4 separate regions of the Homo sapiens genome follow, and regions 1, 2 and 4 are each linked to region 3. A link is a loop called in an ENCODE intact Hi-C map of the cell type or tissue named here. Cell type or tissue: IMR-90. All regions are shown on one strand. Each heading gives the region's core, and the rest is flanking DNA. Links, peaks and the distances in the headings are about the cores only.

Region 1 (6,048 bases), core at 591-5,590, 98 kb before region 3:
CTCGTTGATGTATCTAATATTGACTGTGAGTTGTCAAAGTCTCCCACTATTATTGTGTTGGAGTCTAAGTCTCTTTGTAAGTCTCTAAGAACTTGCTGTATGAATCTGGGTGATCCTGTATTGGAGGCATATATATTTAGGATAGTTAGCTCTTCTTGTTGCATTGATCCCTTTACCATTATGTAATGCTCTTTTTGTCTCTTTTGATCTTTGTTGGTTTAAAGTCTGTTTTATCAGAGACTACGATTGCAAACCCTGCTGTTTTTTGCTTTCCATTTGCTTGGTAAATATTCTTTCATCCCTTTATTTTGAGCCTATGTGTGTCTTTGCACATGAGATGGGTCTCCTGAATACAACATACTGATGGATCTTGACTCTTTATCCAATTTGCCAGTCTGTGTCTTTTAATTGGGGGCATTTAGCCCATTTACATTTCAGGTTAATAATGTTATGTGTGAATTTGATCCTGCCATTATTATGCCAGCTGGTTATTTTTCCAGTTAGTTGATGCAGTTTCTTCATAGTGTTGATGGTCTTTACAATTTGGTATGTTTTTGCAGTGGCTGGTACCTGTTGTTCCTTTCCATGTTTAGTGTTTCCTTCAGGAGTTCTTGTAAGGCAGGCCTCATGGTGACAAAATCTCTCAGCATTTGCTTGTTTGTAAAGGATTTTATTTCTCATTTGCTTATGAAGCTTAGTTTGGCTGGATATGAAATTCTGTGTTGAAACTTCTTTTCTTTAAGAATGTTGACTATTGGCCCCACTCTCTTCTGGCCTGTAGGGTTTCTGCAGAGAGATCCACTGTTAGTCTGATGGACTTCCCTTTGTGGGTAACCCAGCCTTTCTCTCTGGCTGCCCTTAACATTTTTTCCTTCATTTCAACCTTGGTGAATCTGGCAATTATGTGTCTTGAGGTTGCTCTTATCGAGGATTATCTTTGTGGTGTTCTCTGTATTTCCTGAATTTGAATGTTGGCCTGTCTTGCTAGGTTGGAGAAGTTCTCCTGGATAATATCCTGAAGAGTGTTTTCCAACTTGGTTCTATTCTCCCTGTCACTTTCGGGTACGCCAATCAAATGTAGATTTGGTCTTTTCACATAGTCCCATATTTCTTGGAGGCTTTGTTCATTCCTTTTGATTGTTTTTTTTTTGTTTTGTTTTCTAATCTTGTCTTCATGCTTTATTTCATTAAGTTGATCTTTAATCTCTGATATCCTTTCTTCCACTTGATTGATTCGGCTATTGATACTTGTGTATGCTTCAGGAAGTTCTTGTGCTGTGTTTTTCAGCTCCAGCAGGTCATTTATGTTCTTCTCTAAACTGGTAATTCTAGTTAGCAATTCATCTAACCTTTTTTTCCAAGGTTCTTAGCTTCCTTGCGTTGGGTTAGAACATGCTCCTTTAGCTCAGAGGAGTTTGTTATTACCCATCTCTGAAGCCTCCTTCTTTCAATTTGTCAAACTCACCATTTTTGTTCCCTTGCTGCTGAGGAGTTATGATCCTTTGGAGGAGAAGGGGCATTCTGGTTTTTGGAATTTTCCGCCTTTTTGCGCTGGTTTGTCCCTATCTTTGTGGATTCATCTACCTTTGGCCTTTGATGCTGGTGACCTTTCAGTGGGGTTTCTGAGTGGACATCATTTTGTTGATGTTGATGCTCCTCCTTTCTGTTTGTTAGTTTTCCTTCTGACAGGCCCGTGTGCTGCAGGTCTGCTGAAGTTTGCTGGAGGTCCAGTCGAGACCCTGTTTGCCTAGGGATCATCAGCAGAGGCTGCAGAACAGCAAAGATTGTTGCCCGTTCCTTCCTCTGGAAGCTTTGTCCCAGAGGGGCACCCACCAGATGCCAGCCAGAGCTCTCCTCTATGAGGTGTCTGTCGGCCCCTGCTGGGAGGTGTCTCCCAGTCAGGAGACATGGGTGTCAGGGACCCACTTGAGGAGGCAGTCTGACCCTTAGCAGAGTTTGAATGCTGTGCTGGGAGATGTACTGCTTTCTTCAGAGCTGGCAGGCAGGGACGTTTAATTCTGCTGAAGCTGCACCCACAGCTGCCCCTTCCCCCGAGGTGCTCTGTCCCTGGGAGATGGGAGTTTTGTTTATAAGCCCCTGACTGGGGCTGCTGCCTTTCTTTCAGAGATGCCCTACACAGAGAGGAGGAATCTAGAGAGGCAGTCTGGCTACAGCGGCTTTGCTGAGCTGTGGAGGGCTGTGCCCAGTTGGATCTTTCCCGGCATCTTTGTTTACACTGTGAGGGGAAAACGGCCCACTCAAGCCTCAGTAATGGCAGATGCCCTTCCCCCCACCAAGCTCGAGTGTCCCAGGTCAGCTTCAGGTTGCTGTGCTGGCAGCGATAATTTCAAGCCAGTGGATCTTAGCTTGCTGAGCTCCATGGGGTTGGGATCCACTGAGCTAGACCACTTGGCTCCCTGGCTTCAGCCCCCTTTCCAGGGCAGTGAATGGTTCTGTTTTGCTGGCGTTCTAGGGGCCAGTGGGGTATGAAAAAAGAAAACACTCCTGCAGCTAGCTCGATGTCTGCCTAAATGGCCGCCCAGTTTTGTGCTTAAAACCCAGGTCCGTGGTGGCATAGGCACCGGCGGGAATCTCCTGGTCTGTGGGTTGCGAAGACCGTGGGAAAAGCGTAGTATCCGGACCGGAGTGCACTGTTCCTCACCGCACAGTCCCTCAAGGCTTCCCTTGGCTAGGGGAGGGAGTTTCCCAACCCCTTATGCCTCCTGGGTGAGGCGACACCCCACCCTGTTTCTGTTCGCCCTCCTTGGGCTGCACCCACTGTCTAACCAGTCCCAATGAGATGAGCCGGGTACCTCAGTTGGAAATTCAGAAATCTCCCGCCTTCTGTGTTGATCTCACTGGGAACTGCAGATGGAGCTGTTGCTATTCGGCCATCTTGCCAGCAACCCCTCTTCATGTATTTTTAAAATGGTTAATGGTGAGTGTTAAAATGTTGTGGTGTTTAGATTTTGTTGAATAAATTTAAAAGAAAGATATAATGATTTTGTTTCAACATGTAAATATTTATAGTATGCTAGAAACTATGTCCTTTATAATTTTCAATGGAAAGTTTTAGATGTGAAATTAAAAAGTACATAATTTTCTCAAAAAAATTTAAAGAAGTGTGTGAGTGCTTTGAAAAAGCCTTTTTTGCCTGTAGCCCAAACTAGAAAATAGATTTCTTATTATAACCCAGCACAGGCACCCAAATGCGAAAGTTTATAAAGCATTAGTTACCATGTATAATGCTCTCAATCTTTTTGCCTTCTTTCCCTCTTCCCCTACTTTTTTTTTCTTCCTATTTCATTCCATTAAAAAAAAAAAGTCTGGTCTTGACCTGCTAAATTGTTTACTTCCACTCAAGGGTTGGAACTTGCAGTTTGAAGCAAACACCTAAATCTAAGATAGTTTTTTCTTTCTTTGTTTTTCTTTCATTTTTTAAAAGTCTGAGCATAAATAAGAGAGGTGGAAGTAAAATTTATGTTAATCAATTTAATTAATTAGTTTCCAAGCTGTTCTGTGGAGCTGAAAAGTGACATCAGTTTAAATGTCTTCTCTTGCTTATCCTCTCAGGCATCTGTACCTCTTCCCCATTACACCAATATCAAAAACTACAAAATAAAAAACCTAGGTGGGACGGAAAAACAGGGGGAGAGTCTTTATGTAATACTAATTAGTAGTCTAACTGATACTAAAGGATAAATTTTAAAAGAGGATTAAATCAGGTCTCTACTATGAATCTAAAATCTGTTAAATACTGAACTTGTTAATTAAGGAGAGAACTAGTGAGATACTGCAACTGGTTCAAAAGAGAACTCAAAGCCTCATCACACACTGATAGGCAAATAAGGAATGTAAAATTTATAAATGGATGCAAAATTGGTTAGTATCCCCGGGGCAATAACGAATGCATTTTACCAGAAGCATTTTTATGGATAGGAATTACATGCATGACTATCAGTTTTATACAACTGATCTCCTATTCCTACAGATTTATAAAATAGCCTAGTCAAAACAAGCAAAGGTGGGAATAACCTGAATGGGTGAGCTAGCCAGGAAATCTACTGAATTCTAAAGTATTAAACAATTTTTCCTTCTACTGATTAGATTTAGGCTATTAATTCCTAACCTAGGTCTAAAACACTTTGCCACCTGAAGGCCAAGTCCAGTTTTAGAGGATTTCTACCATCTGCACAGTATTTGTAAACATCGTGAATTTCTTGCTATTATTTAAAACCTAGATTTTTACATAATAGCTGGATTTCCAGTTTGTCTTGGAAAATCAGATTGAAATGGAATTTACTATTATTTTCTTCTCTTAAGATAAAGTCCCCTACTTTTCCTTTTCTTATTCATAATACCACTTTTCCATATCATTTCTGTACATCCCTTCTTTTCTCATTCAAACTTCACCCATCTTAATCCAGTCCCGTTTCAGTACAACTGTCTTAACTTCTTGGCTCCAGGCTCTTCTCAGTCTCTCTAGCATGCTATTTTACATTTAATCTCTCTTAAATACTTTGCTCAAGACTCCAGACTGCCCAGTAATGTCCAACAAATCCTGTTTTGCCACTCTGAATATGCTGACACTTTCCTGACGCTTACAACTCTTCAGTAATTTATTTCTTCCCTTCTTTTGCAGTCTTGATTTCTGTTGCTTATCTACATGGTTCCTTCCTCTAGTGAGGTTAATCTCTTTGCTTTCCTCTATACCCACTATGCTTTTTGTTCATGTTGATCCTTCCTACAGGAAAGGCCTTCCTTCTCTTCTTTGTTTATACACATCAGATGAAGTTAAACTCAAGGCTACCTAGTCTGCGCAGCCTACCAGAGTTCTAATTCACATTGATCTTTCTGGAATGTTTTATGCTTTCTAGCGTTGTTTTAGGTTGTGTATTCTTATCACTCAAGATTAAAGCTACCAAAAGCATGGCCTACCTTCCTCTGTACTGTATTGGTATCTCTGAGGAGAAATTAGTAAACTTGTTGTCTAAATTTTTATATTTGCATAATCATGCATTTCACTGTACAAAAGGAGGAAGGTTAAACATCGTTCAGGATTTTAATTTTTCAGCACTGTGAAATTTACATATTTATTGTATTTGGAATAAAATGTGTGTGGGTGATATATAGATATATATATATACACACACACACACATTCATACACATGTATTTACATTATTCTGTCTATAGACAGTAGCTGCATCAATCACACAGGAATTTTAGTCTATTTGATATATTTACATTAACTAGTAGTCTGTTGAAATTCAAAGGAGATAATCAAATTGAGAAAACCATGTTGCCTAATCCTTTTGTCATGGATAATATTACTTAAAAGGGAAGCCTTGGAGTAATAGGAAAAAAGAAATATATTCTAGTGCTCTCCTACCTCTATTCTGAACAATAGGATCTGCCCTGCTAAGCAATTAGGCAGGCCCTTTTATACGCAGTCTGTGTATACCATTAAAAGTCAATACAGTGTCCTTTTATTTTCTAGTTTTGTGTGATGCATGCAGAAAAGAAACATTTTGCTTTTTATATAAAGACTGTCCCTGTAACACAAAGTGGGTTAAGAGATTTGAGACAATTTTCCCAATAATTGTGAACTAAAACTTACATGTGACATCTAATTGTGTCAATAAATTTTTAAAGAACTTTATTGAGATTGGATCAGTAACACATTGAAAATATACAATTTGATGAGTTTTGATGTGTGCTTATACTGCTGAAACAGTCACTGCTGTCAAGATAATGAACATACCCATCACTTCCAAGAGTTTCCTGCTACTCCCTTGTCATCCCTCCTTCCTTTGTTCCCTCTGTGTTCCTCCCCTCCCCAGGCAACCTCTGATATACTTTCTTTCACTGTACACTAGTTTGTATTTTTGAGAAGCTTATATAAATGGAATCATATAGTATGAACTTTTATATTGTCTGGCTTCTTTCCATCAGCTTTTTTTTTTTTTGAGATCGTTGCATGTTGTAGCATGTATCACTATTTTGTTTCCCTTTTACTACCGAATGGGATGCATATGGCAGTTTTTAA
Region 2 (5,000 bases), core at 1-5,000, 430 kb after region 3:
CACCATCATAAAATGTCATTATATGGTACTTGACTGTGTCTCCATTTTTCAGATGAAGACACTGAAATATTCAGAAGTTAAGAAACCTGCCTGAGATTATACTGCTACGAAGTGGGGAAGCCACAGTTTGAACCCAGGAGATGCTCACTGCAGAGACTGAGTTCCTCACCAAGGCACCAGGCTGTTTCTTACGCTAAAGGCATCCTAAGGGAACATAATGGAATGGGGATTGGAAAAACTCTTAGATAATGTTTTCTTGGGGTGTTTTGTTATTTATATGAAAAGAAAAGATTTTCCAGTTATAATTATCAAACTGCTTTCATAGAACCAAAATAAATAAGATACTTTGAGAGTACAGGAAAGTTATATAAGTTCACATTGCATAATGACACACTTATTTGGTTTCTAAGTTTCATCATTTCTACGCTGAAAATCTCTCATCTTTTCCCTCCTCTCCATTCTTGTAGCATCCTACACAGAGCTACCAAAATTAACTCTCCTCAAAACTGCTCTTCCATGGTCGCTTCCTTGCCCAGGAACCTTCATACCGACATAATTTCATAATGTCCGATATCAAGGCACAGAGTCAAGATTCCAACCTGAACCACTCTGTTATGCCACCTTCCAAATGACAGGTGACTTCTTTGAATCACTTCGATTGTTACTATTTTAAAAGTGAGTGTGGAGTAAGGGTGGAAGCCTAGAAGGGATTTTTGGTAGAATTATAATTAGGGCATTATAAATATAGGACAGCAAGAGGTAGCTGGGACTTCAGAAATATTTTGGGAGGTAAGGAATATTTTAAACTTGGGAGTACCAGAGTTGCTGCCAATCCTGCCTCTCTTCAGGGCAGGGAAGGCCCCAAGGAGAGCAAGAGAGAACCTTTTTTGGCCATGGCTCCCTAGGGCAGAGAAGAAGCAAGCATTCAGGGCAGTACTTACAGGAATCAAGACTATGGTTTGGTGGGAGCATCCCTGTATTCTATCTTTCAGTGACGCAAAGAGGAGGGCAAGACTTTCCTTGATGAGGCCAGGGGACCATGCCAAACTGTTAGGATGGTAGATGCAGAAGCTATGCTTCCCAGTGAACCAGATTTGATACCCTGGGAGAGGAGTCAATTAAAATAGAAATCAGGGGAGTGAGCCCGCGAGCCAACCCCTCTGCAAAGACTTCATCTGATTCAGACCCTCCTGAGCTTTTACAGAACCCAGTGCCCATTGCAATCATAGCACTTATGAACATTCACTTAAAGATCTGTCTCCCCAAGTAAACACTGCACCCTGTGAGTGCTGGGATCTGTATTATTTGACTGTATTCCCACCAAGCCCAGAGCCTGCACAAAGCATGTGCCCTGAGTAAAATGCCTCTGAATGAATAAAATGAGGGTAGAGCTTTGATCAATTGGGGTCATTATACTAGAAGGAGGCTTATAACTCATTTAGTACAATCCTATTGTCTTACAGATGATGTGATACACAGAGGTTAAAGGGCTTACTAAGGTCCTATGTTGGGTTTAGTGCTAGAGCTGGACCCAGAACCCAGAACACACAGGCGGATTCTTTCGCCTCCTCGCTCTGCTAGGGGCATGAAGACAGAAGACAGCCCCCACAGTCATTCTAACATTTGTTGGCTGGCTATTGGGAATGCAGAATACATTTTCCCATGGAGGCAGGTTTTTTCTTCTTCTTTTTTTTAAATGGTGGTTCGGTTCCCAGGCCAGGCCACAAAAGCCTATTTACCCCATAGCTGAGCTCAACTATAAAACCAGCGGTAGCTCTGAGGCCTCACTGAACCCCCAGCTCCGAGCCTGCAGTCCGAGGGGCAGGTGGGCAGCTGGCTCTGCAAGGGGGGTAGGCAGCGCTCCCTTGAGCAGACCAGGAGTGTGGGGAGGGGGCTGGGCAGGGGGGCTGGGCAGGGGGCCCAGGCAGCAGCTGCAGGAGCCTACAGCAGCCTCTGAATGCCTTGGTGGTTCTTAAGTGGATTGTTTGTAAGTTGGGAACTGTCTGTACTTAGAAAGGCGGATTTCAAGAGGTAGGGGATCCTATTTCACTTGAAGGCCCACAGTAATGAGGGTTCTTTATTCGTAATGAAGTAAGCCACTAATTGGAGGGACGGGCTCAGGAGGCCTGGTGGAATTTTGTACTCCTGGACCAGAACTGAGTAATATTATGCAGTAGCCTGGCAACCCTTTACTTTTGCACAAAATTCATATAAAAATCTACCATGAAGTGCCTGTCTGACATTCACTGTGTTTATTATTAATAATGATAATAACAGGGTAGCTTATACACAGCCTTAAGGCTAAGAAAGTAAATTGAATTCTCAGTTTCTTCCAGTTTTTTTTTTTTCCGCAGTCAGATTAGGAACATTTGGAAAGTCCTTACTCTCCGAGTGGGCTGAAACCTTTCATATTTACCCAGAGGAGACATGGCTGTAGTTTCTAAGGACTCATCCAAGAGATGATCTCTTTCCTTCCTCTGCCTCCTCAGAGAGGCAGAAACATTCCATAAACTCACAAATGTTGTAAAAGTAAATGTACAAAAAAATAATATTAATGGAACTGAAAACGTTACAGTAGAGAAATCAATTATAATAAGGTAATACAGTTAGCTCTTCTGGACTTAATGAAATGTGTTCAACTGCATTGGAATGTTCTGGTGCCCCCTGCAGGATTCTAACACCTCACAGAAATGGTTTAGTACCAATTCAGATGGCTTAGAAAACCCTACAGAGGCAATGTGTTTCTTTTCTCAGGTTCAAATCAACTTAACCTGGCTCAATCACATGCAGAGGGACAAAGCAGGAACTCAATCTAACATTTAAAAGGTTTTTAGCCACCATAAGTTTGTCATTAGAATGGAGGTTTTTGGATCAACAACAGAAACTATTTTTGGTTTGTGAAGTTTATAAATCTAACAGTGCAAAGTTCACGGTTACATGTGTGATCTCTCAATTTTTCTGGGCTGAGTGTTTAGGGAACAAGGAAGTTTGCTTCCATGAGCCTTGCTTTGACTTAGTGCAGAAAAATTAAACATTCTGGAAAGTTAAACATTTAGCTTCTAAATTTTTACTGCCCTGGAATTCCTCAGGAACATGACTCCAGTATGATAATGAACAAATGGTCATCAGAGTTGTTTATTCCATAGTTACAGGTCAGCAGATGTGAGGAACCATCGTCTGACTCCAATAAGCTTTTAAGATGATAGCTGTCCATCGTTCCTGCCCTCCACTTTATACGAGAGTAACTGAAATCACTATTTTGATGTATAATGTCCCTGCTATCATCTAGTCTTAGGTAATTTATCTGAAAGACATTGACCAGGTCTCACTGAATTTGCAAAGAATCATGCTGGCACATAATTCTAATTATATCACAATAGCTACAACATAAATACAGTATTGTAATATTGTACAGACAGTCCTGGATTTGCCATGGTTTGATTTATGATTGTTTGACTTAGAGTTTTTGACTTTGCCAAGATGCAAAAGCAACATGTATTCAGCAGAAACTGTACTTCAAGTACGCAAACAACCACTCTGTTTTTCATTGTCAGTACAGTGTTCAATAAATTACTGTGAAATATTAAGCACTGTAGTATAGTATAGGTTTTGTGTTAGATGATTTTGCCCCACTGTAGGCTAATGTAGGCATTCTGAAAACATTTAAGGTAGCCTGTGGTAAGCTATGCTGTTTGGTAGGTTTGGTGTATTAAATGCATTTCCGATTAGGATATTTTCAACTTGATGGGTTTACTGGGGCATAACTCCATTGTAAGTCAAGAAGCATCTGTATATATGTGTTATATAATACATATTGCCTATAGTAATATTACATATTATTATAATATTGTATAATATTATAACACAATATAAACCTCTACTAATGTCACTTTTTTCAGTGCCATTCCTTCTTTCATATACTGGATGTTTAATTTCTTAATTTGAACATTATAAAGAAACGTATTAAAATTCAAATCACAAAGACACTAAACATAATTCCAGACTTCTAGAAAAGTTGCAAGAATTCTTTGTATGCCTGGATACCCTTCACCCAGATTCCCAAAATGTTAATTCACCCAAACATTACTACATTTGTTTCATTTTCTAAATACAAACACACATAGATTTTTTCCTAAACTGTTTAAGAGTAAATTGCAGACAGAAAGTTCCTTTATTCTTAAATAATTCAATATATATTTCCTAAAAATAGGGAACTCTCTTACATAACCACAGTACAATTATTGAAATCAGGAAATTAATATTGAAATAATGTTATCTAATATTACAGACCTTATTGTGATTTTATCAATTGTCCCAATAATATCTTCTATAACAAAAGAAAATCTAAAATCATACACTGCATTCAGTTGTCATGTTTTTTCAGTCTCCTTTAATCTGGGAAGTTCCTGGGTCTGTCTTTTTTCAGGGCAGGTATTTTAGAGAGTGTTCCACATTTTGGGTTGTCTGATGTGTCCTCACACTTAAATTAAGGTTATACACCTCTAACAGTATAACAAAAGTCATTCCGGCTTTTCCTCAGTGCATGGTATCATGTGGCACATGCTGTTGGTTAGTCCCACCACTAGCGATGTTAACTTTAATCTTTTGGTTAAGATGGTGTTTGCCAGGTTTCTCCATTTGAGTTACTATTTCACCCATTGTAAATAATACAATATAATTTGAAACAATGTAAAGACAACGTAAAGATCCTATATCTCATTAAACTTCCATCCATTAGTTTTCATATTCATAGATGATTCTTGACTGAATCAATTATGTTTATGATGGCTTGCAAAATATGATTTTTGATTTTCAACATTCTACATTTATTGGTTGGCTTTCTACTTTATTTGTTCTCCTTTGTTTGTTTATATCAAAGTAGCTCATGGATTCTTACTTTATTCAATAGTATTACACTTACTAAAATTATTTATTTAAATTAGTAATTTATTTTAACGCTTAAATGATCCCATATTTGGCGAATGGGAGCCTCTTTGGGC
Region 3 (6,048 bases), core at 462-5,461:
TTATTTAAGATTTTTAAAATGTGCTTGCTTGTTTGGGTTTTTTTAAAATTATTTTTACATTATTATTATTATTTTTAATTAGAGACAGGGTTCTCCCTATGTTGACCAGGCTGGTCTTGAACTCCTGGGCTCAAGCAGTCGTTCTGCCAAGCCTCCCAGTGTGCTATGGTTACGGGCATGAGCCACCGCGTTTGGCCTTGGCTGGATTTTTGGTTTGTTTTTCTTACCTTATTTTGAGAACTAGAGTCGTCTTTGCTTTCCCTTTTTCTCACGTAGCCTATCCCAGTGGTCTTGAATCATTCCCTATGTAGACTGCCTAATCTTTATTTCCCTCTGTTTATGCTGAATTTTTATAGCGAAGATCTTAAGAAAGTGTAAAAGCTGTTTTTACCCATCTTTTTATCTTTAAATTTTTTTATATAATAATTAAGCTTTATAAAAGTTATAAAGTATAATACAACCAACATCCACATACCTACCATCCAGCTTTAGAAAGAAAACATAGTGGGTGGATACTGTGGAAGCTGCCTCTGCACCTTCAGCCTCCATTGAAGAAGCCATTCATTCCCATGCCATTTTCTTATACTTTTACCATATATGGTGTGTAGTTCCAACCTATTTAAAGTACCGTTTTACTTATTTAAACATTTTATATAAGTCTTGTCATTTTCTTTGTATTCTGCAATTTACCTTCTTATTCAATGTTGCATTTTTCAGATTTATACATGTTGATGTTTGTAGCTCTAGTTCATTAATTTTGACTCCTGCGTAATGTTTCTTTGTATGAAGGTACCACAGTTTATCCTTTCTCCGAGTGGTGGGCATTTGTGGACACTCTCTCTCTCCCCACCCTGTTAGAGACAATACTGCCACACAAGTTTTTGTACATATCTTGCTTCACGGATCTTTGTAGCTTTGGTTTTGTTGTGTTTGTTTTTATACAGAAAATGAGTTCTTTGGGGACTAGTCAAATTCTGTGGGCCTCAGATTTTTCATCATAAGATTGAACTAGATCTTTTCTAGCTCAAAATTGCACTTCTTACATGGTTATTTAAACTGGATAGCTTGAATTACTGGCTTTTGTTGTTTGTGTTACCTCACAGGCCCATTAGTATATCTCTTCAGTAGATTATGCCGGATATGGATTTTACTCTGACATGAGAAACTTCCATTTGCAACATTTTTGAGGACAAAAGTGTATGTAGTGTTAGAAACTATCATTAAGCAGGACACAGGACACTAAACCTTCCTTCTCCCCAAGTTTGTTTATCTTTCCTGGACTCTACAGGAATTACAACTGCTATTAATTTAGAATAAACATATAAATAATATATTTTAAAGTATGTTGTCTACATGTGCTGGGTCACCTTCATCCGGCATCAGCCTGGACAGAGGACTCAGGCCCTCTACTTGATTCCATAAGAGTCCGGTTACATCGAGCATTTTGCGCCCTCTTTAAACTTGACTGAGAATTTACAAGGCCACGGGGCTTACAGCATTCTATTTTTCTTTTTGCCTTTCTCTCTTTTTTGCTTCGTACATAAATGAAAATCTAATGTAAAATTGTAAATGGGAAAAGTACTATCATGAAGAAAAAAGTACCAGGGAACCTGAAACGAGATTAAAACTGACTGAAAGGATCTAGGAAGGAGTCTTGGAGGAAGGGAAATTTAAGCTGGTCCTTTAGGGATGAAGACCTTAAAGGTGTATGACAATTAGACATGCTTGTAGGGAAGAAGGAGGAATGGAGATGCTTTCCAGGCAGAGGAAAGATATACGAGGGGAAAAAGTATAAGACCATGACATATTCAGGGAACAGTAAGAGAAGTGGCTCAGACTTTCTGGGAGACAGTCTGCCATATTATCCCCCTTCTTCCCTAACTTAGGCAGTGTTAAAACATGGCTGCATATTCTTTGACACTCTCCCATTGAAAAGTTGTGTCGACGCCCCCTCCTCTTGAATCTAGACGAGCTGATGACTGCCTCAGTCAATAGAATATGGCCAAAGAGACCCTGGCTTACAAGGGTCAGTTGCAAAAGGCCATGTGACTTCTGCTTTGTTTTCTGGAACACTTGCTCTTGGAGCCCGGAGCCACCATTTAAGAAGTCCAACCAGCTTGAGGCCATCATGCTGTAGAGGCATGTGTATAGATGATCTGGTTGACGTTCCCAGCTGAACCCAACTTTCTAGCCATTCTACCAAATGTGAGTGAAGTTGTCCTTCAACTGTTTTCTGACTACCAGTACCCTAGAGCAACCTCTAACATCACTACACAGAACAGAAGAAATGCTCAAGCTCTGCCCGAATTTTTGACTCACAGAGCTGTGAGATATAATACAAATAACCATCCTGGCTAACACGGTGAAACCCTGTCTCTACTAAAAATACAAAAAAATACAAAATAATAATAATAATAATAATAATAATAATAATAATAATAATTGTCTTGAGTTATAAGTAGTTTATTATACACCAATAGATAACTGGAATACCAACCAAAGCCAAAGTGAGGGGATTTTTCTTTAGATGCTTGCTGAAGACAATATTAAGTCATCCAAAAACCTCTCCCCAGAATATACTACTGAATGTAATTTAGCACTTATGGCAGGAAGACTGAGTTTGGATAGCATTCAAGGCAGAGGAAATGACATGAACAAAGATAGCAAGGCAGGGAAGGACAGGACATATGTAAGGTAGAGAGTAATTAGGTTCAGCTAGGAGTAGGGCACCTCCTGGGCACAGTGAAAGAATAGACTAAAAGAGAAGGTTAAGGACATGCTATGAAGGGCCTTGAATGTGAGATTGAAGAAAATAACAGTACCACTGAAGATTTTTTGAAAAGTTTTACTAGCAAAACAGCACTTTTGGGAATTTTTTCAAATGCTTGTGGGATGGACTGAAGTATGGAGAAATTAGGGGATCATTTTGGAAGCTATTGCAAGATACTATGTGAATCAGATCTGTGGTAGCTGCAGCCAGAATGAAGGCTGGAAAATAGATAGGAAATACTGTGGGCAGGACCACCACTGACCTGCTTAGTGCATTTTGTGAATTATGAAAAGGTCACCCCAGCTGGGCACGGTGGCTGACGCCTGTAATCCTAGTACTTTGGGAGGCCAAGGTGGGCAGATTGCTTGAGCCCAGGAATTCAAGTTCAGCTCAGACAACACGGTAAAACCCTGTCTCTACAAAATATACAAAAAATTAGCCAATATGGTGGTATGTGCCTGTGGTCCCAGCTACTCGGGAGGCTGATTTAGGAGACTCACCAGAGTCCAGGAGGTCAAGGATACAGTGAGCTGTGATCGTGTCACTGTACTCCATCCTGGGTGATAAAAGTGAGACCTAACTAAAAAAAAAAAAGTACCACTTCTTTAAGACATTTTACTTCCATCTGTTAGAAAATTGTTGTAATATGTTTATTAGAATAAGACACTTGACTGCCATCTGCTGGAAAATTATTAAAGATATGTCTTTGGTTTCAATGCTCCTCTCCTTTTCACATCCTTGTGCAGTACACAAATTTTGTGGGTGCGAGTAATAGGACTTGGTAACGGATCACATTTCTTATTAAAAGGAAAAGGAAGAAATCTCAAGTTTGGATGGTAGGGAGGTTAGTAGTGACATTAATAGAACTAGAACTTATTATTGGGGAATAGATTTATAAGGCAGAATCATTCTTTACATGGAAAGACACTCATCTTATTATTTATTGATCCCAATTGTTTGCATTTACTTAGTAAGAATTTTGATACCTTTTCTTCTAGAATCTCAGCTCTCCCCCCTTGTGACATCTGAGAATGTTGACCAGTTCCTCTTTTGTATTCCATACACCCCTCTCTTCTGTATCTTTTCTTTCTATTCTGAACGTTGCTTCTTATCCGTCTCCTTTGCAGGCCCTTTTCCCTCAGTTTCCATTCTTGTGCTTTTTTATACAGTGGGCGCTCAATAAATGTTTGTTTAATTGAATTGCATTGCTTTTGAAAGATCAGTTGCAGGTTTTTCAGGAGACTGATTCATAGGCAGTTAGGGACTAAGGGCGTGCCAGAATTCAGAAAGTAGAAACCTATCCTAAATACAGTTCCTTGTTTCGGGATGTATTTTTTACACAGTAGGTCACTCTTCCTTGGGGAATATCTGTACTGTTGATCCGTTCATCATTGTTCAGCAGTGGCAACACCAGGAGAACAAATTATTTACATTGGCTGTGTCATATGGGTGTGTCTAATTCGGAGAACTTTCAAACAAAATAATGAAGCTTCCCCAGCTTCTAACTTGGGAAGTATGAAAAGTTACTTAAAAAAAAATCTTGACTCTTGTTTAAGTACATCAGTGACTGATTAAGTCACAACACATTTTAATATTTTCATTCGAGGTTTCTTGCTAACATTCTTACCACCACTACCACTAACCCCACCCCATGTGTGTAAGTTACTTTTCCTTTCATTTTTCGTGGGTCTTGTGTGTTAAGGCAAAGTCAAGAACTTTGCTCTTCTGATAACTTAACATTGATTGTGTGACTGCTTTGTGCAAATTGCTATGGGATGCCTCATGGAAATTACAAAGGTTTCGTTTGCTTCTGCCCTTCAAGAGAGACTTGCTTAGTGGGAGAAGTAGATGCATATGCAACTGCTCCAGGGCAGGCGATGACAAGGATCATAATATAGTGCAGACAGAGACAGGATTCCCTGTCTTAGAGTGATATAAACATCACTCGAAGACTGAGTCACATATATGGACTTGCCATATTTCTTTCCTAAATTGCACACTTAACTCTTCACTTTCCTGGGCTGGATTAGAATTTGTTTTCGTCGAAGGCTTCATGAGTTGAAAGCACATTACATATATGTAAGATTTAATGGATTTAATTTAAAATGCATTGAATAACATTAATTTTAGCAGGTTTGATTGTTTTAAATGCTTTTAAGCCGGCACTCTTAAACGAAAATAGAGAATATCAGAGTGATATTAAATAAACAATGATATAAAACAGGAGTTTTATGTTTATGGAAACCTAGTATTTAGGAAATAAATATCCTGAAATTCTCTAGCCAAATTATATTTTTAAATGTTTTGAGCATAGGATACAAGTTATAAACAGCCTAGTAGGGAAAAATGTATATTACTGTCATAAACATAGGTAGTATTTAAAATATTAAATATGGATAATTGATATTTAATTGAAGTGCTTTTTATTTAATTAAAGCCAATGACATTTTAAAATTATTTCTTTATTAATTTTTCTTCAATTAAATTTTAGCCTGTATTTTAGATACAAGGGGTGCATGCGCAAGTTTGTTATATGGGACTATTGCATAATGCTAAGGTTTGGGGTATGGATCCCATCACCTGGGTAGTGACCCTAGTACTCAATAAGTGGTTCTTCAGCCCACATTCTCCTCCCTCCTCCACCCCCAGTAGACCACAGTGTCTGTCATTCCTGTGTTTATGTCCATGTGTGCTCAATGTTTAGCTCTCATTTATAAATGAGAACATGCAAAGCCAATGACATTTTTCCAGTCATTGGAGTAACAAAGACGTTTGAATTTTAAAAATTTAAATATATTTAAGATTGAAATTTAGGCCGGGCGTGGTGGCTTACGCCTGTAATCCCAGCACTTTGGGAGGCTGAGGCTGGCAGATCACCTGAGGTCAGGAGTTTGAGACCAGCCTGACCAACATGGAGAAACCCCATCTCTACTAAAACTGCAAAATTAGTTACAAAAATAGTAGAGTGATTTATGTAATAAGTAAACAGTTCAGGTTTACTTGACTTAATAGCATAATGATTTACAGCTTTTACTTAAATTCATTCTGAGATGAAATAATACAGCCTCTAGGAAGATACATTATCTGGTTTTCCTTTGCATTTTCATTAAAAATCTAAAATTGGAAATGAAGTATGTCAACTAGTTTTAGAAATGATAGTAAATTGGGAAGCATCTCAAATAGCAGTAGAAAAGAAGATACCAAAAAGGTTTAGAAATATCACAGGAAATAGTGAGATTCAGCCTAAGAAAATGCAAGCTAATACATGTAAGAGCAAA
Region 4 (5,000 bases), core at 1-5,000, 460 kb after region 3:
CCCTCGCAATCCCTTCTCCACCTTACAAAGAACACAAACCTGATCATGCCTCCTGCCTTCCCTACACCCTCCCACTACTCCGTCCCCTTAGAGCGGTGTCTTTTCTATTCCAGTCCTGTCTCCCTTTCTAACCCCATGGTCAGGGCACCCCCATCTCCACACTCACCTCACCTTCTGTGCTCTGGTTCTAAGCACGCTGCTCCTTTCCCCTAAAAGGCCTTTCGTAAATTGCTTTCTCAGCCAGGAATGCTGCTCTGTTGCTTCTACTCCTTCTACCCAGCTCTTTCCTACCCATCCTTCACATTTTGTTTAGTGCCACCTCCTCCAGGAAGCCCCTTCCAGGAGCTCCTGCAGCACCACGTGCCACCATAGACACTACTGTTCACCATGCGCCACCACAGACACTACTGTTCACCATGCTGTACTATGTTTACTTGCTCTATCCACAGATGACTGCACAAGACAAGATGGCAATGATCAATCTGCCTCCTTACTGCTGTATTCCCCTGGATGCTGCCTGAACAGGGCCCAGCTTCAATATCATTTGTTGAATGGACAAATAAATGAATGAGTGGATACTAAGGAATCCAAATAGGGAGATCACATCCATGAGGTATGAATTAGAATTTTGTCTCCACCAGAAAGTGTGAACTCAAAAAAGAGAATTTATAGCAAAATACTACTTTAGCTCAGGATTCATCCTTTAAGACGTGAAGGTGGCAGCCGGCCCCGAGGAGACTGAAACTCCCCCTCCCACAGTCACTCCTGAGGAGCCACTTGCAGCTGGATAGCTCTCCTAGATGACTCAGAAACACGTTTAGGTAACACATCCCTGGGAGAGAAATGGAGACTCTGTTTAAAATGGAATCCTACTGGGACAAAACACTAAAGCTTGCTCAAAGTTAAATGTCATGTTGTAAACTCCAAGTGAAGGGAAAACTCCACAATTTAAATTCATTCTAAAGAGGGCAGCAAGCCTCACATTAATAACGCAACTTCTTACCTGCAAAACCACATAAGTCAATTTCCAAAACATCATGAGGTCAGCTGCAAATGGCGGGAATGCCCTACAGGTTTGAGAAAACATGGGTGTGGCACTTCCAAATCAGTGCCTGGAATCTTGTCATCTGTTATGTATGTGCTCATTTGGGGTCAAGTGCTGGACTGGCCCTGGGGTGATGGCTGTGAAGATCCCCAACATGGTTTCTGTCCTTGTGGAGAGTCTGGTCTAATCAAATATACACTTGAAGACAGGCTTATTTAAAAAAAGATTCTAAGTACACCATGTTTAGCTGTTAAATTGAATCCAGCACACATGGGATTGGGGAGTAAGGCTTCAGCAACTTCTGCATGGCAAAGGATTTTTTTTTAAAAAAACATGTTTTCCAAAATCAACAGACTGATGACACCAAGGAATGGGTAATGTTTCAACACTCAAACCAAATGACGAACGGGCTTGGTTTTTATTTCGTCCTTACAGTTAGTAACCACCCCCACAAAACAAAACCAAAAAAAAAATTCCACATAAAATTCTTCTGCCTTCCAGAATAATCATATATTTATCTTTATTACCTGGCACATAGGAGGTGTTCAATAAATATTAATTGAGTGAATAAATCACAAGAGAGGAATTAGTATGAAAGGCCTTTTTCAATTTTAGGTATTCTCTCTTAGAGAAGAAAATTATGTGTATTTTGAATGATTCTGACTCTCATTTACCTCTCTGATCTTGGGCTAATTTCCTAACATGGGTATCATTTTCCTCGCTTATAAAATAAAATCGGTGTCTTGGTTATTGTGAGGAGTAAAGGAGGCAACAGATACAAATGATAAGCACTCTGCCCTGCAGGCAATTTTTTTCACCCTCTTCATTCTCCTCAACCCTCAAATAAAGTGCTAAAGACAAACCAAATTATTGGCCTGATTAGAAAGTTAGAAAACTTCAAAAGTAGCCTGGGCTCACCAGCATCTAGCTAGCAATCCTTTAAAAATGTTATTTACAATTTTGGGGCTTTGATTTTTCTCTTCTATAAGATGAGCGAGTTTCACCAGAGGATCATGAGCAGCCTTTTTAGTCCTGATTTTCTATGATTCAGAAGCCTACCTTTTGAAGAAGTCAGATGTTGCTGACACATGAAGAACATCTGCGATCAGAAATAAAATGGACCCTGCTTTCTCTTCAGAGGGAAGGGTTCTAAATCACAAACCAAGATAAAACTTGACTTTAAAGAAATCAATCTATATCTAGGTCAAGAATTGGTGACCGTATTCTTAAGGACCAGAAGGTCCCTCCTTCCCTCCACCTCTACACAGCTAACCTCCAACGCAAGTGATGGTTCTATTTGTAGCTCTGCAATAATGTACATAATAAGAAATCTAGGGATTTTAAGCAATATCACAATTACAAATGGATCATTTGAAGTGAGTAAGACAGTTGACACAATATTATGTCAAGCCTAACATTTGGCTGATTCTTTTTTCTTTCACACTCTGAAATATATCCAGGCGACCAAACAAAGAACTACCAAGATTGTACACAACAAAAATCTCGCTGCATTTTCATAAATATTCAGTGTAAGACTGCCACCTAGTGGTGTGATGTATTCTTGTATGACAAAATCAAACTGCTAAATTGACACAATTAAAAAACCAACAAGATTGTTCTTTACTGCTCACCAAATCTTTCAGTGCATATCCAAATCTTTAAGAGCATAGCCATCTCTTCAGCCACATATTTTCCTCAGAAAAATTTCTGAGGAATGCTGCATGAGTTAACCCTGCAACTAAACCCCACTGCTTCTGAACATATCGCAAAACAAAGGAGCATTATTATTCTATTAATTTTAATATGCATTAGCGATTTTAAAAGATTTCCCCAGTAGTCTGTTCTAACCTCCCAGATTCATTTGATCTAATCTTGATTTTTAGTTATGCATGAAAAGGCATTTAAATGTGACAATCTTACAAAAAGTGCACATTATAAGAAAATCTGACTTCAATTAAAAGCAGTTATGAAATCCCAGCAATTTCCAGCTGTCTCTTCTATCTTATCCTTTAGAGAATTATGTATCACATTAATTGGTATTCTGTCACATAAAAAGACACCAGCGATGATTAATTGCATCCTTGGTGCTTTTGAGTTATGTCTTCTTCACCAGAGGGATTCAAATCACACCTCATTACCTTCCAGCAGGTACCCCTTCTGCTAACCCTCATAAAACCTCCTACCTTCCTGAACTTCTCCATTTGCTTGTAGAGGTCTGGATCAAGCTCCTGAGACACGTCCTTCATCCATAATAGTGCTCCTCTATATTCCGTCCTGCACTGTTCCATGCGGTTCACCGTCAGCCAAGTATCTGAGATGGCCCGATGCCGAAAAGTCTCCACTTCTTGGTGAAATCGACACAAAGGATTTCGTAAGGCCAACCTAGACAAGAGGACAAAGCCACACTCTCAAAACTAAGCCAGTGAGCAATTTAAATCCTTGACATTCTGCCAATCTTAGACTCGTGAGTCTAGAACAGTACCTGGAATGTAGAAGATGCTCCATCAATATTTGCTGAATAATAATCGAAATGCATGTAGTTCCAACTGATTAGTCAGCCAGAGAAGATTATCCATGTACCCATCCCTTAGTTTACTGCTACTAACTGGACCACTGGCAAGCACCTCCATCCGCGTTGTTGGGGGTGGTCTTGAGCCTGGGCTGAGTGCTCATTTGAAGCTGGGGCCAATCCCGTGTTCATGGAGGATGGCCAAGGCATGACCACTGCCCATTTCTACATTTGGCCCTTTGAGGAGGAATGGAGCGTATGTGATTAGCATCTCTCCGACTAGGCCATTTTAGATCACTCTCCAAAGGCCAAGGCATCTGCTGCTCACTCCAATAGTCACAGAGGAATGAAATATGAGCAGAAGCATTTTGAAATGGTATAGGAAGGGGGACCAGCACATTTACTGAGAGGCTGTCGTGTGTTAGCACTTTCAGATAGGTTACATGATTTAATCCTTGTTAAAAAAACCTTGAGGATACTATACCAGAAATGAAAGTGATGAAGTAGGTGTAAAATTATTATAATGTTGGCTATAACATATGCCCTTTACCCAGCCAAAAAACATTTAAGGCATATTAAACTTTGGATAAAATACTTATCTTGGGGAAAAACACTGCTTCTTCCATCTCCCTACCCAAAAATGAGCAATGTCAGATGAATTATACTCTTAAAATATACTCTTCTTCATGAAGTTTCAGGGCACAGGTGCCAAAAAATGAATATTTAAATTTCAATTTAAATGCAAACTTATTTAGCTAAAGGGAACAATGGTGTCAGTGAACTGAAGTCAGCTTTTGGAAATTCCATCAACGTCTGCAATGCCTTACGTGCGTGTAGCACGGTAAGATTACAAATGGTGCAATGAACTATTTAAGAAAAAATTTCCTTTTACTATTTCCCCTAGTTTTCTTCTTCTCTGTAAAGTATTGTTTTTAAATATTGAGTACTTGTATAAGAATAACCTGCTCACACTGTCCTACCTAGATGTTGCAGATTATTTTCAAAGACATTGTTGTGCCATAAAGTAAGCTTGTTATCCCTGTTGGTTTAATTTAATACTCACCTTTCATCAAATAGAATATATGGCTGTTGCAATGACTACCAAATAAGTCTGTAAAACAAACACTGGTGTGAAGGTTTGTGTAACTGATGACTTCTACTTAAAGACATCAAGAGTCCTCAGCTATCTCCCTAACTATTCTATTCATTTCTAGATTCTTTGTTTCTCTTCCTTTGCCTAAGAATTTTTCTCACTGAAGTTAGTGATAATTATATGTTTAACACATGACAACTTACTCTATGAAATATTTTTTTAGGAATCAATTATTCTTGCAAGGTTGGAAAAGGTCCTATATGCACAGAAAGTATCTATTAAGAGGTTAAAAGTAGATCATTTTATTAGTAAAAATTTTAGTTGCTTTTTAATTTTCACTTTTTGGTTTGTCT

Evidence for each region. Hi-C counts contacts between places; a loop is a spot of excess contacts. Peaks named below come from ENCODE experiments on the same cell type or tissue, not always from the same donor. Only the 100,000 strongest peaks of a DNase experiment are listed, where the experiment ranks them.
Region 1: a loop joins it to region 3, with 6 times the contacts of the local background. A loop is called at or near these places in 2 of 110 quality-filtered maps.
Region 2: it touches region 3 in a loop (7-fold over the local background); 18 of 110 quality-filtered maps call a loop at or near these places.
Region 4: it touches region 3 in a loop (12-fold over the local background); 39 of 110 quality-filtered maps call a loop at or near these places.

The regions. Positions count from the first base shown.
Region 1 is chr7:7,659,870-7,665,917 of GRCh38, forward strand. The region is part of intron 4 of RPA3 (replication protein A3); the gene reads right to left. All of the region lies in intron 1 of UMAD1 (UBAP1-MVB12-associated (UMA) domain containing 1), which reads left to right. Among named protein-coding and RNA genes, the nearest start is that of UMAD1, 22 kb to the left of the region's middle. In IMR-90, for the core only: a CTCF peak has its summit at 2,880; no DNase peak of the experiment used is centred there.
Region 2 is chr7:8,187,883-8,192,882 of GRCh38, forward strand. All of the region lies in intron 6 of ICA1 (islet cell autoantigen 1), which reads right to left. Among named protein-coding and RNA genes, the nearest start is that of ICA1, 72 kb to the right of the region's middle. In IMR-90, for the core only: a CTCF peak has its summit at 2,665 (motif pointing left); no DNase peak of the experiment used is centred there.
Region 3 is chr7:7,758,012-7,764,059 of GRCh38, forward strand. All of the region lies in intron 2 of UMAD1 (UBAP1-MVB12-associated (UMA) domain containing 1), which reads left to right. Among named protein-coding and RNA genes, the nearest start is that of RPA3, 42 kb to the left of the region's middle. In IMR-90, for the core only: a CTCF peak has its summit at 3,463 (motif pointing left); DNase peaks (open chromatin) are centred at 3,460 and 4,660; H3K4me3 peaks cover 799 bases; H3K27ac peaks cover 399 bases.
Region 4 is chr7:8,215,077-8,220,076 of GRCh38, forward strand. ICA1 (islet cell autoantigen 1) reads right to left here. Exons shown (of 14, transcript NM_001136020.3): 6 at 3,229-3,427. It overlaps LOC124901587 (a long non-coding RNA gene), which reads left to right. Exons shown (of 3, transcript XR_007060207.1): 3 at 450-575. Among named protein-coding and RNA genes, the nearest start is that of ICA1, 45 kb to the right of the region's middle. RefSeq lists an enhancer at 1-1,062. In IMR-90, for the core only: a CTCF peak has its summit at 2,595 (motif pointing left); a DNase peak (open chromatin) is centred at 2,565.